Linked DNA regions of Homo sapiens: region 1 is linked to region 2. The links are chromatin contacts, found by Hi-C or POLR2A ChIA-PET in ENCODE. All regions are on one chromosome and are shown on one strand. Each heading gives the region's core, a stretch centred on a gene start or an enhancer-like site at or near the end of the contact. The rest is flanking DNA. Distances are from core to core; before and after follow the strand shown. Region 1 overlaps CADPS2 (calcium dependent secretion activator 2). Region 2 overlaps CADPS2 (calcium dependent secretion activator 2).

Region 1 (6,830 bases), core at 331-2,830, 42 kb after region 2:
AAAAGACAGGATAAGCAGCAGGTCAAAACTAGGGATCCTAAGTACAGGAATTCTCACTTTATTAAGTAACCCATCCCCTAGAGAAATTTGAATATAAGATGTGTATTAGGAAAACCAGGACTTAACAGGACTTAAGTGTAATCACTTTGGTTATTTTAAAAATGTTTTGATAGCTATCTGCATTTGACTTGTATCATGCTTAGTTGCAAAGTACTTGTTTTCTTCATTAAATTTTTATCACCACCGATCCCACAGACATACAAACTACCATCAAAGAATACTATAAATTTTTAAAATGAATCAAATGGATATCTGATTTCTTAAATGTTTTGGTTGAAGAGACCAATGATCAGAGGCATGAGCTGCCAAGCCACAAGCTCACCATCTAGTGGTGAAAGTTTCCTGTGATTTATGGCTTTGTCACATTTTCATGTGATTCTGATAGAAAACACCATAGAAAATGGCAAGCTCTGTGTCACAGAGGCAGCAATGTAGCGTTCTTTCAGACTCCAAAATGAGATTCCATCACAGAACATTCTCTCTTCTGTTCTTCCTCTTGCAGCAGCAGGGTGAGAATTTAGGGAGGTTTTGTTCTTGTTCCTAACTTCAAAGGGAAAAAATGAGTCTTTCTGAATTGTGATTTCCCTTTACAGAACAAATGCTGGCAACATTTACCTTTTTTCACTTAAGATTTTGCATTTTTTAAAGCAGCAGGACAGGGATTAAGTGGGTTTCTATGAGCAGCACTGAGTGTATTTCCAGTGTGGCTTGTTGAGTTCAAGGTTATAATTTTGAATGTTTTTTTCTGAGTTTATATATGTTGTGACAAAGGTAATAAGGGAGTTGGAGGAAGTGAAGAGGCCTGTTTTCTTAAAACACATACCTATGCATACAATAACAAACCTATATTGAGTTTTTCTTCCTTTAAATATAATTCATATTTTTTTAGAAAATGTGAAAATAAAACATTAAATACAAATAAAGTCATTTAAAATATATGAGTGGAGGTAATTGTTGTATTATGTGCATCCATATATGTCTTTTGTGCACATAAATTTGACTACAAAAATGGAATTGTGCTCTACGTTCCATTTGCTTTAATTCCTGTCCCTAATTGTTCTTCAGCAACATCAGTTTAATGGCTGTATATTATTCCATTGTATTTATGTGTAATTCTTTGGCTCTGTAGGTTTTTAGATTGCTGCTAATGGTGAAAGTAGACACGTGCTTTAAGAATTTTAAGAACAATAAGCTCATGTGTCAGTCATTGTGATACCAGCTATCTGGAAATGACAAGAGAGACATGATTTCTGAGCTCTTGGAACATAGTTCTGATGGGAGTGCTAGAGGGTAAGCATTGTTTAGTTGTTTAGAGGATAAACATCTCATAGATGAGATGGTCACAGTTTGAAGTGGATGATTGGATAGATCACACCTAGGGTGTATTATGGGCCTGTATGTGCTTGCCTACCTTAAATAAAGAAGTCCAAGAACGGATTTTTGGGGGCTGAGATCCAATGAGTGAGACTGACCAGCGATTACCGAAGAGTGGAGGTACACAGCATGTGACGCAGAGGGAACAGGAAGTGCATTAGGCAGGGCCTGAGGCAGGAAACAGCACAGCTTGTTCTAAGAAGGGAATAATCGTAGGTTCTCTGGTATTTCTTTTTTTCTCATTGAAAATGAATTGTAAATGCATGTCAGTTTTTAAGAGCTGAGCTTTTTTGGGTGCATTTGTAGGGTAATCAGGGGGATATTTCACACATTTACAGTATAGAGTCCTCCAAAATAGAAGTATGAAAACTCTTTACTTATTTGAGTTTTTTTAATGTCCTTCAGTAATTTGCTTTTATAAATAGATTTTATACATGCTGTGACACTGTTTAGACATCTTATAGCTTTTCTAAATAGATTTTATACATGCTGTGATACTGTTTAGACATCTTGTAGCTTTTCTATTATGAGAGATTTTTAAGTAATACTTTTTAATTATTTGAATGTTGATTTTATATTTGAATCTTTACCAGAGTCTTATCAATTCTAATAGTTTTTTAAAAAGTGATTCTCACCTGCGCAGAGTGGCTCACGCCTGTAATCCCAGCACTTTGGGAGGCTGAGTTGGTTGGATTGATAGAGCCTGGGGTATATAGTGAGACCATGTCTCCAGAAAAAAAAAATAAATAAAAATTAAAAAAAAAGATTCTCTTGGCTTTTTCATTTTCATGTAGTTATATAATTTGTTCAGGAAAGACAATTTTTACATTTTTTTCTTTCCTACATATGCTTCTTTTTGGTTAACATTTTCTTTTCTCATTGCATTTACTGAAAGTTCCATTATGTAACTTTATAGTAGCAATGATAATAGGTATCCTTGTCTTTTTCCTGATCTAATGGGAACATGTGTAATATTTCTTCACTATTACATGTGGTGATTTGTGCTAGATATTTTTTATTAAATGAAGGACCTTGAATACTGTTCCTTGCTTGCTAATACATTTTGTTAGCAAAGTGATGAATTACTTAGATCAAAATCTTTCAAGCACTTACTGATATGATCACATGGGTTTTGTCCTTTAATCTGTTAATGTAACAGATTTCTTTAGGAGTTTTTTTAATACATATTGGACCACTTAAGCATATCTGGTATAAACATTAGTAGGTTTAGGATTTTTGCAGCATTTCTTATAACGTACATTGGCTTTTGGTGCTGTCTTTGTCTGATTTTGGTTAGTGGATTATGTTAGTCTTACAGTTGAACATTCTGTTTTGGTCTCTATCTCTCCCTATATGTACATATTTTTGAGTATTGCTTTGGCTTATAGCATTTCTAGTTTTAAATGTGCTTTCTTTGCCCAGTTTTTATGTACAATTTTCATTTTAATTTTCTCTTTAGCCCAAATAGTGTTTTTCTTAATTACCCCAAGGTAAGAAGTTCACTTGAATTTTCTTTTTTTTTTTTTTTTTGAGGCAGAGTCTCGCTCTGTCGCACAGGCTGGAGTACAGTGGCACAATCTTGGCTCACCAAAAATCTCCACCTCCTGAGTCCAAGTGATTCTCCTGCCTCAGCCTCCCAAGTAGCTGGGATTACAGGCATGTGCCACCACGCCCGGCTAATTTTTGTATTTTTAGTAGAGACAGGGTTTTACCATGTTGGTCAGGCTGGTTGCGAACTCCTGACTTCGAAAGTGATCTGCCTGCCTTGGCCTCCCAAAGTGCTGGGATTACAGACGTGAGCCACCACACCCAGCTGAATTTTTTGTTTGCTCTTTTCCTCCTTTAGTTGTAAATTCTTATTTTACTATACTAGCTCTATTATTGAAGCCTCATATAATGTGGTTCCTTTTTTTTACTTCATGATCTAGGACCCTGCTATTCAAAATGTAGTTCCCAGGCAGTTAACAGCATTAAGGCAAATTCTCAGCCCCCAACCTACATCTACTACTTTAGAATCTCAATTTTAAGAAGATCCCAGGGTATTCCTATGAATTTTAATGTTTAGAAGTCACTGCTCTGGAACTTGATCAGTTTTTGTAAAGCTTATAGATTACAACAGTGTTTTTATTTTAAAAGCTTATCTGTTTATGAGGTAAAATTTTCTCTCTAATAATGTATTTTGGCAAGTTGTCGTGTTGAACCTCTATGTGCTTTTTATTTTGAGAAATCTGAAGGAGATGTTAAATTTTCCAGTATGATTCTACATATATCAAAATATTTCTCATAAATTTTATATTGTGAACCAATAAATGTTGAGTAGGAATAAAACTAGTATTATAACCGTGGATGTTTTTGCATGTTATTTTATTCAATGTTTAATATAGTCCAGGCACTGAACTTGCTAGTAGATAGTAAAATAATATCTTTTATGTAAATGCTACTTTTCCACTTGTTAAATACAATTTATGCCATATGTAGTGTTTGCATATGATGTGGTTTTCTACCCAGGATAACCGAGTAGTAGAGGTTACATATCTTTTTTTCTGAAGAGCTGCCAGAGGCAGGCTTTCAACAGTCACATAGCTTGTAAGTGGCCAAGTGAGAATATAAATTTACACCACCTGATTTGAGTTTCAGTGGCCTTTCCTCAATGCCGATAGATGTGTTGACTGAAAGAAGTATGAATATGAGACATTGAACAAACTCTCTATGATAGAAAGTGAACAGTTGAACATTTAAAAAACTTTTAATTGCTAGGTGTATTTTGACTAATATGAGTGCCAGTGTTAACATTTTAATCTCCTTGTTCAGACTCCTTTTGACACATAGATTATAATCTTGCATTTGATTCCATTTAAATTATTTAGGTTAATTGCATTCTAGATAGCTATACTTCTTTTCTTTTTTTTTTTTTTTTTGAGATGGAATCTGGCTCTGTCACCCAGGCTGGAGTGCAGTGGTGCGATCTCTGCTTACTGCAAGCTCCACCTCCCGGGGTTCACGCCATTCTCCCGCCTCAGCCTCCCAAGTAGCTGGGACTACAGGCGCCCACCACCACGCCCGGCTAATTTTGTTTTTGTATTTTTAGTAGAGACGGGGTTTCACTGTGTTAGCCAGGATGGTCTCGATCTCCTGACCTCGTGATCCACCCGCCTTGGCCTCCCAAAGTGCTGGGACTACAGGCGTGAGCCACCGCGCCCAGCCCTACATAGCTATACTTCTTAAAAATATGCTTCTGTCTTCTCTCAATCTAGAAAGAAAAGAATAATACTGTATCTGTGTTCTGTTTTTTCTGGCATTAGTTAGTCACTACATTTTAAGGCAATATTATTGCCAAGGCAATTGGCCAAATGTGAGAGCTGGTATTTAAAGGAAATGGCCATATTTTTGAATGGTGCAAAGACTACAAACTTGAATCTATTTAAGATTTGTTTATAAGGCACTTTCTTATTTATCTTGTGACTGTATGAAAATGTGACAGCATTTTTACGATTGGAAGACCATTTCTCTAAATGGGAGGCACACCTGAACAAATGATTGCACTTGTCCTCCTTGTCACAGGGATAAGGCTGTCTTTCATCAGGTGAACATCTAGCTGTCCAAGGTAACTGTGTTAATGAGAGCCTTCTACAAAGGAAGATTTCTTCCCCTCCTGACTCCCTGTCTTGCAAAAATCAAGCAGAAGTTGAGGCAAGTGTACATAAGTATTTTCTGTGAGCTCAGGAAAACTCAAACATTACTTTCATAGTGTAACTCTTTTATTTTCCTTCTGGAACAAGTTCTTGATGAAGTAGAGTTTATAGTAAAACAGAAGTTTCTCTAGAGTTTCAATATAATTAAGTCTACAAAAAAATTGCTTGTGATGGAGGCAATGGTAGAGTTTCCTACAGCAATTTCAGTAAGGGGCCCTCATTGAGACTTTTGTCAGAAAGATTTCCCTGTAATATTACATATCGAGTAAAATAAAAGTAAGCTTTGCAAAACTAACCTTTTGTTGGCTTTGTAGCATTTGGGATAATATAGGACATCTATATACATTGATGTAGCTGCAGAGGCTATAAACAAATGTCCTCTGGGTAGTCCTGGTTCCAGTTTAAATAGGGAGCTTAATATTGTTTCAGTTAATACTTCAGACTTTAGATGGCCTAGTTAGACTGTGGTGAAGTTTATACACTTATTTTGAACATTCATTAGGGAGAGTGGCATTTTACCTTGGTCTAGGGGCTGGGTGAACTGCAGCCCTGGACAAGTATTGATGTTTGGGTCAAGGAGGAGGATGTGTTTAGGGACGATCACAGCACCTTTTCCTCTCTTGTTTTTTCCTTTTGATAGAATAAGGAGTTAGGGAAGGAAAGGGAAACCTCATTGGTAAGAATTGTATTGTGGTGTTAAAATGTTTTATAGAGTTTTTTTTTAATGCAACAACTGCATTGGAAAACTGTTATTCAGTTTTGCATAAAATTGAACTTGCTCTGTGACAAAGCAGTTTTACTCCTTGATATATAACATTGAAAAAAAAAACCTGCACAAAAAAACTTGACACAAATATTAAATAAACATGTATAACTCAAAATAATGCAAATCTCTATGAATTAGAGAATGAGTTAAAATCATACATTCATATGATGAAATATTTTTATTTATTTTTTAATTTAACTTTTAAGTTCAGGGGTACATGAGCAGGTTTGTTATATAGGTAATTGTGTCATGGAGGTTTGTTGTACAGATTATTTTGTCAAACCGGGTATTATTCCTAGTACCTGTTAGTTATTTTTCCTTATCCTCTCCCTCCTCCCTGCCTCCACCCTGCAATAAGCTCTGGTGTCTGTTGTTCCCGTCTGTGTCCATCATTCCCCTCTAGGTGTCCATGTGTTCTCATCATTTAGCTCCCACTTATAAATGATAACGTGGTATTTAGTTTTCCATTCCTGCATTAGTTTGCTAAGGATAATGGCCTCCAGCTCCATCTATGTCTCTGCAAAGAATGTGATCTTGTTCTTTTTTATGGTGCATACTGTTCCATGGGGTATATGTACCACATTTTCTCTATCCATTCCACCATTGATGGACATTTAGTTTGATTCCATGTGTTTGTTATTGTGAATAGTGCTGCAGTGAACACACACGTGCATGTGTGTCTTTAATAGAATGATTTATATTCCTTTGGGTATATACCTGGTAATGGGATTGCTGAGTCAAATGATAGTTCTGTTTTTAGGTCATTGAGAAATTGCCACACTGTGTTCCACAATGGTTGAACTAATTTACACTCCCACCAACAGTGTATAAGCATTCCTTTTTCTGCAACATCACCATCATCTGTTATTTGACTTTTTAATAATAGCCATTTGACTGATATAAGATGATATCTCGTTGTGGTTTGATTTGCGTGTCTC
Region 2 (7,079 bases), core at 136-2,635:
CTCTCTATCCCTTTTAGTACTTTTTGACCAACCTTCCCCTTTGGATGGAATCTCAGATTGGTGCCATAACTTTGCTTGGGTAATAACATGGACAATTTATCAAGTTTTCCTGTTGCTTGTAGCCCCCAAAAGACTATTTCAATAATTCATGTCCTGTGCTATGTCATAGTTAAAAGCCCAAACTGCATTTAAAGTTGAAGACTCTCCCCTGTGCATGTGAACCTGCTCTAGGCTGGAAGCCTGCAGTGGGATAGTTGATGTGGAGGGCTTTTCAACCCAAGCTTGCTGGCCTGGTGTGTGACTCCTGAGGGGATGTAGCGAGGAGAATGGAGAAAGGGCAGTGCCACTCAAGAAAGACTGATGCCATATGGCATTTTCATACTCCGGGGTTGGCAAGAGTTTAAAATTAACTCTCTTGTGTGGATGTTTTCCAGTTTTCATTGCCATCATTTTTGGAAGATTTCTTCCTGAGAGCATCCAACTCTGGCTTTGTGTTGCTGGCAGTGCCACGCTTGTGGTTGTTTTTTATCTGACATCAAACCTTTACCCATTTTCTTTTGAGACCATCTCATGCTAGGCAAGAAGCTGCTTTGTGTGAGGTTGCTCTTAGAATAAGTCCTGGGTCCCTTCTTCAGGGGTCACATCTTAGCACACACAAACCTGGGCCCAAAGATGGGTGGGGGCAATTTGCTGAGCCACCACTTACTGGACATGAGAGAAAAGTATTTATTACTTCAGATCTTTTATGTTTATTATCCTGCTTCTGACTGATGACAGTATCCCCTCTTCTCCCTCATTTCTGGGATTTGTGATAGAGAATGTAGGTTATTTATTTGGCTTATCAGCAGGGAATAGTGACTAGGAAGCCTTATTTGAAGTTTTAAGTCTCTCAAAAGCATCTTGATCTTGCCTGTACTATAAGCTTATAGGATGATTAAAAACTAGGGGGAAAAATGCAAAAAAGGAGCCTTAGAATAAAATGATTTTTTTTTTTTACCTTTTTTCATTTTGATGTTGTTTTAAGCCACATGTCTATCTTTACATCCAAGGTTTGCTCAATCTCTTCAGCCTTATGTGAATCCTCCCCACTCACTTTGTCTCTGAAACTTAAATATTTGCCTGACCTTTTTAATCACATCAGACTTCCTGGATTTCCTGTCCTTTATCTGATGTGACTTTGGATAAACTCTTGATTGTATACATTATACCTGAGCCCCTGAGCATAAACTATGTAACTTAGGATACATTACTATAGATGTATTTTTAAAAAGACTTTTCTATTTAGTTAAGCAATATTGTTTTCTGTGCTAATATTTGAGTGCCAGTCTTCTAAAATATTTCCTGTGCATTAATGTGATAAAACAGGATATCCCATGATATTTTTAATTCCTCTCACAGTTTGAATATTATAGATGTTCTTTGAGAAGGAAACTCTTATAAAAAGTGATTGAAAAGATATGTCGTTTAGGTGATTCATCTCCTGGAAATGAGAGTTGTAGTAGTGAACAAAGAATCCTGATTTTTAACATAACATTGAGTATCTCATTTGGAGTCAAGGGCAAGCGGGATGTTTTTTTAACTTTAAAACTATGAAAGGGCGTGATTACCACTAATTTTAAAGGATAAAGTTTCATACAAATGTGAAATCCAACTTAGTTACATCTGGATTGTGTTCCTGTTCCCCTAGTTCTTTGCCTCTTGCCTTGTAACAGTTAACCCCAACCTGTAACTTCAGTCTCACCTCCAGGTGAGGCTCGTCCTGTCCCTAGTGGGGCCGTGTGAGGAGCTTCTGGAAGCAGAAGGCTACAGACTCACTGTGGCTGGGGCTTGTGTTTGGTCCTGTGCTCACCTTGGTGCCCAGTTGCCTGGAAACTGGATTCCTAACTAACTCGTCTATGATCCTGTCTCTGCTGGTTATCCCAGTTTCCTTTCAGCCTCAATAGGTACTCATCTCGAATTCTTTGCTTCCCTTTTTGTTGGGCCTCTCTGCTCATAATGCCTTCTAAGCATGCTGGTCCTCACCTGGATCCTTTCTTCACTTTACACTTTTGCCTCCTGTTGACCCTTGCCTGCCATTTCATCATGTAGACTCATCTGCCCATTTCAGATCTGCTGCTAGACCCATGGCCCTCTTTACCATCTCTTCATTAGTCAGCTCTCCTTTTTTCTAGCTCTTGTGTTCTCATCAGTGTGCAATTTCAAGTCAAGCATTCCCCAGTCTCTCTTGTCAGACTGCTCAGTTTTATGGTGAAATTACCTTTCTTTTGTCAAATGTCACAATCTGGCATATAATGTCATAGCTTCCTAAAGAACTGGACTCATTGTTTGAGAACTCACACATGCATTGTTTGCTGTGCTGGGGTTACCGTCCATTATCATTAAGTACTAGTATATCTTAAGTTGTGATCTCACTATTTGTTTCAAATATCCCCTCATGCCAAAAGCTGGTTATAGCTTTTTGACAGACAGTGACACCCCATAGGTCAAAGTAGTTGGTCAGTCAGTCGTCCTAAACTTATCATTTTGATGCTGTTTTGATACCTTTTTTCCACTGTGGCAGATATAAGTGTAATTAAGTCCTGTAGCTTTCTATCTCCATCCTTATATATTGTTGAGGAGAAATTTCATCTACTATGTGATTACATTAGGAAAGCCAAAAAAAAAAGCAACTCTTATGATGTGTGATTGAGTACATGCTTTTGTCTAGCATTCATTCAAAAATGAGAGTTATCTGGTATTCACAGAAAGCATTGCTCCTTTTAATGAAGGCTTTTGTTTTTCCAGCTTCGGTATCCTAAGCTAATTCTGAAAAATCAACACAATCTCTTAAGTACTTTAATTATATGAGATTAAAGCATTTTTTCCCTTGTGTCTTCTTCCACATTCAAATATGATAGTTTGTTTTGATTTCTGCCCTCATTATAGTTCCTTCTTAAAAACATTTTCCTAGTATTGTGGTCACTGAAAGGCTTTGAAGGCTCCCTAGCTTATTTCCTTTAATTTTCCTTAGAGCAAAATCATGTTGTCCTCAACCTAAGCATTGCTTGGGCCCTTAGTGGATAGTGTAGGCAAGGGTTTTCTTTTCCTTTCTTGTCTTCTTCCTCCCTCCTTTACACCTTCTAGCTATATTTTGTGGCATAATTATCTTTGTATTTCTAGTATATATTAAAATATACCAATTTTTACTATCAACTTTCTATTTTTTATTCAACCCATATATTGTTCACATGCTTATAACTCTAACATAATAAAAATATGACATTTGTTTTTCTTATACAATACTGTAAGCATTTTCTACATTGGCCTTTATAGTAGCTTAATGATCATTTCTGTATTATCATATTGTTGGTCACTTGGATTGTTCTTGAATTTTTGGTTTTTGATATTAAGCATCAAAGTCTTTGTGGTGGTTAAAGAGGAAATAGGAGAAGGCATCAGATTATCAAGGTCCTGTTACTGGATTTCAGGGCAGGGTTGAAACTGGCAAGAACACAGCTGCAAACCAGAAATTGGGCAGAAAGCGTTCATGAGGATGGACACACAATGAGCTTATCCCATTGTACCAGATTTTTTTCATTTGCTTTTCTAGACCCATTTTCCACCCTCCTCCGTCCTGCTTTCTGCTCTAGAGGCTTTCCCCTGTGGATGGCTGTAGTCGAGTTTGGTCCATGGAGAGCCTGACAGAAGCAGAGGGAGGAAAGAGAAGTCAAAATGTTCATTCCCCTGGCTCTTCCCTTGCAGGGGCATCTGAAGTGGGCCGTGTTCCTGAGCCAAAGCTCATGCTCCCCATAAAGCAACCACATGTGTGACTATTCCTGGGGTTTCAGGAGCTGCTCCTCATCTCTCCTTTTCCAGCCTAGGAGGTAACAACTCAGCTGCTGCTAACCCAGGCCTGCTTCCCATCCCTAATGGTTTCTCTTCACCCACACCTTGTAAATCATCCTTCTGTAAAGAAACCCTCCATGTTATCCCATTTTGAGTATCCCATCTCTTTCCTATTGAGTGGTCACGCTGGAACTTTCCTTAGAGTGGAAAATTCTGGATACTACCTCTAATAGGAGTTAGGGTAAAAAAAATACAGTACTAAACTTTTATTGTATTGACTCAGGCTGATGGTCTTCAGTTCTTCCTTCTTAGAATGGTTTTATAAAGAACAGCTGAAAATTTAAGGCAACTCTTCGTTTTCTTTAGTTATTTAATGGTGTGTGGAGATTTTCTACATTTTTTGCATATTCAGATCTTTGGATCTTCTCTTTTTCAGCTTTGTGTTTTCTCCTACTCTTGCGGCAAAGCTTGAGGAAAATTAGTATCTTTACAGAAACCTAAGAAATGCTCAGTTTTCATTTCTGTCTCTACTTTGATAAGTTGGTTTTAAAATTTATCACTACTATAGCATATTTTATACAGTAAGGTATAGGTTTAAGTTGAAAGTATCCTATGGTGATCCCTAATTATTTTTCAAGTAATTCTTCCCAATCTTTTGGCTTGGTGATATCTAATTTAGCATATGTTAAACTCCATATAATTAGTTTTTTTTCTGGGGCTCCTACTTTTTACATCAATTTCCTTTTCTAAATTCGTGATAATACACTAGGGTTTTAATGATTGGTACTTTGTAATAAGTATGTCAAGAAAGGCAACAATGCCTTGTCTCTTCCATGTTTCTTTTTTAGGGTATTTGACAACATATTCTTTGAGATTAAGTTTTGATTTATTTTGTCAACAAATTTGATAGTTTGACTAATATTCCAAGAAATATAGGCATTAACTAAAAAGGAATTGACATTTTTGCCATATTTACCTATTTCATAAGGAAACATGTTCTTCCTCCATTTATTTGAGTGATTTCTTATATTGATCAATTTGTTAAATTACAGTATTGTAAAACAGTTTTGTTACATAAACTCTTGCTCAGTTTAAGCATTTTATAACTTTTGTTGTTCTTATGGGCTTTCTTCTTGTGTTAATTTTTACCTAGTTGTTAGTATAAGAGACTGCAATTTTTTATTATGTACATGGCTTCTTTACTAAACATTGTTAATAAATTTTCTGTAGATATTTATTATTTCTGCAAAATATAGTATTACTCTGTTTCATATCACATTCAAAAATTTTTAAAGAATATTAATGGTGATAGTGGGCTTCTTTTTTGAGACAGCATCTCCTTGTGTTACTCAGACTAGTCTCAAGTTTCTGGGCTCAGGATATCTTCCTGCCTCAGCCTCTGGAGTACCTGGGACTACAGGTGCATACCACCATGCCTGCCTCTCCTGGCTACATTTTGGTAATTCGGCCTACCCTAAGTTTTTTCTTGCTGATTTGATGGCTTTTCTTTTTTTTTTTTTTTGCATTTAAAAATAGAAAGTGTTTAATTAAAAAATAATTCACAATTTATTTAATGAGATTTTGAAAGGATATATGTGAGTCTACATTCTGATTTCATGTTTGTGTGCATTTTTTTTCTTTTTTTAAATTATACTTTAAGTTCTAGGGTACATGTGCAAAACGTGCAGGTTTGTTACATATGTATACATGTGCCATGTTGGTGTGCTGCACCCATTAACTCATCATTTACATTAGGTATATCTCCTAATGCTATCCCTTCCTCCTCCCCCCACCCCACAACAGGCCCTGGTGTGTGATGTTCCCCTTCCTGTGTCCAAGTGTTCTCACTGTTCAATTCCCACCTATGAGTGAGAACATGCGGTATTTGGTTTTCTGTCCTTGTGATAGTTTGCTCAGAACGATGGTTTCCAGCTTCATCCATGTCCCTACAAAGGACATGAACTCATCCTTTTTTTGGCTGCATAGTATTCCATGGTGTATATGTGCCTCATTTTCTTAATCCAGTCTATCATTGATGGACATTTGGGTTGGTTCCAAGTCTTTGCTATTGTGAATAGTGCCGCAATAAACATATGTGTGCATGTCTCTTTATAGAGGTATGATTTATAATCCTTTGGGTATACACCCAGTAATGGGATGGCTGGGTCAAATGGTATTTCTAGTTTTAGATCCTTGAGGAATTGCCACACTGTCTTCCACAATGGTTGAACCAGTTTACAGTCCCACCAACAGTGTAAAAGTGTTCCTATTTCTCCACATCCTCTCCAGCACCTGTTGTTTCCTGACTTTTTAATGATTGCCATTCTAACTGGTGTGAGATGGTATCTCATTGTGGTTTTGATTTGCATTTCTCTGATGACCAGTGGTGATGAGCATTTTCTCATGTGTCTGTTGGCTGCATAAATGTCTTCTTTTGAGAAGTGTCTGTTCATATCCTTTGCCCACTTTTTGATGGGGTTGTTTGTTTTTTTCCTGTAAATTTGTTTGAGTTCTTTGTAGATTCTGGATATTAGCCCTTTGTCAGATGAGTAGATTGCAAAAATGTTCTCCCATTCTGTAGGTTGTCTGTTCACTCTGATGGTAGTTTCTTTTGCTGTGCAGAAGTTCTTTAGTTTAGTTAGATCCCATTTGTCAATTTTGGCTTTTGTTGCCATTGCTTTTGGTGTTTTAGACATGAAGTCCTTGCCCATGCCTATGTCCTGAATGGTATTGCCTAGGTTTTCTTCTAGGGTTTTTATGGTTTTAGGTCTAACATTTAAGTCTTTAATCCATCTTGAATTAATTTTTGTATAAGGTGTAAGGAAGGGATCCAGTTTCAGCTGTCTACATAAGGCTAGCCAGTTTTCCCAGCACCATTTATTAAATAGGGAATCCTTTCCCCATTTCTTGTTTTTGTCAGGTTTCTCAAAGATCAGATGGTTATAGATGTGTGGTATTATTTCTGAGGGCTCTGTTCTGTTCCATTGGTCTATATCTCTGTTTTGGTACCAGCACCGTGCTGTTTTGGTGACTGTAGCCTTGTAGTATGGTTTGAAGTGAGGTAGCATGATGCCTCCAGCTTTGTTCTTTTGGCTTAGGATTGTCTTGGCAATACAGGCTCTTTTTTGGTTCCATATGAACTTTAAAGTAGTTTTTTCCAATTCTGTGAAGAAAGTCTTTGGTAACTTGATGGGGAGGGCATTGAATCTATAAATTACCTTGGGCAGTATGACCGTTTTCACGATATTGATTCT

What was found. Hi-C counts contacts between places; a loop is a spot of excess contacts on that map. ChIA-PET counts read pairs that join two places held with the same protein, here RNA polymerase II (POLR2A). Pooled maps may share reads with other maps.
Region 1: a loop to region 2 is called in a map of heart left ventricle, with 2.8 times the contacts of the local background. The contact joins two enhancer-like sites. A Hi-C loop is called at or near these places in 3 of 168 maps with a recorded cell type or tissue (heart left ventricle and heart right ventricle), 1 of 37 single-sample maps with no recorded cell type and 2 of 50 pooled maps. POLR2A ChIA-PET finds 5 or more read pairs at or near these places in 2 of 52 experiments (CD4-positive, alpha-beta T cell and WTC11).

The regions. Positions count from the first base shown.
Region 1 is chr7:122,797,126-122,803,955 of GRCh38, reverse strand. The region is part of intron 1 of CADPS2 (calcium dependent secretion activator 2); the gene reads left to right. Among named protein-coding and RNA genes, the nearest start is that of CADPS2, 86 kb to the left of the region's middle. Within about 2 kb of position 1,580, at least 10 of the 41 ENCODE cell types and tissues checked have a DNase peak (open chromatin) inside an H3K27ac peak, as active enhancers do.
Region 2 is chr7:122,838,822-122,845,900 of GRCh38, reverse strand. All of the region lies in intron 1 of CADPS2 (calcium dependent secretion activator 2), which reads left to right. Among named protein-coding and RNA genes, the nearest start is that of CADPS2, 44 kb to the left of the region's middle. Within about 2 kb of position 1,385, at least 2 of the 41 ENCODE cell types and tissues checked have a DNase peak (open chromatin) inside an H3K27ac peak, as active enhancers do.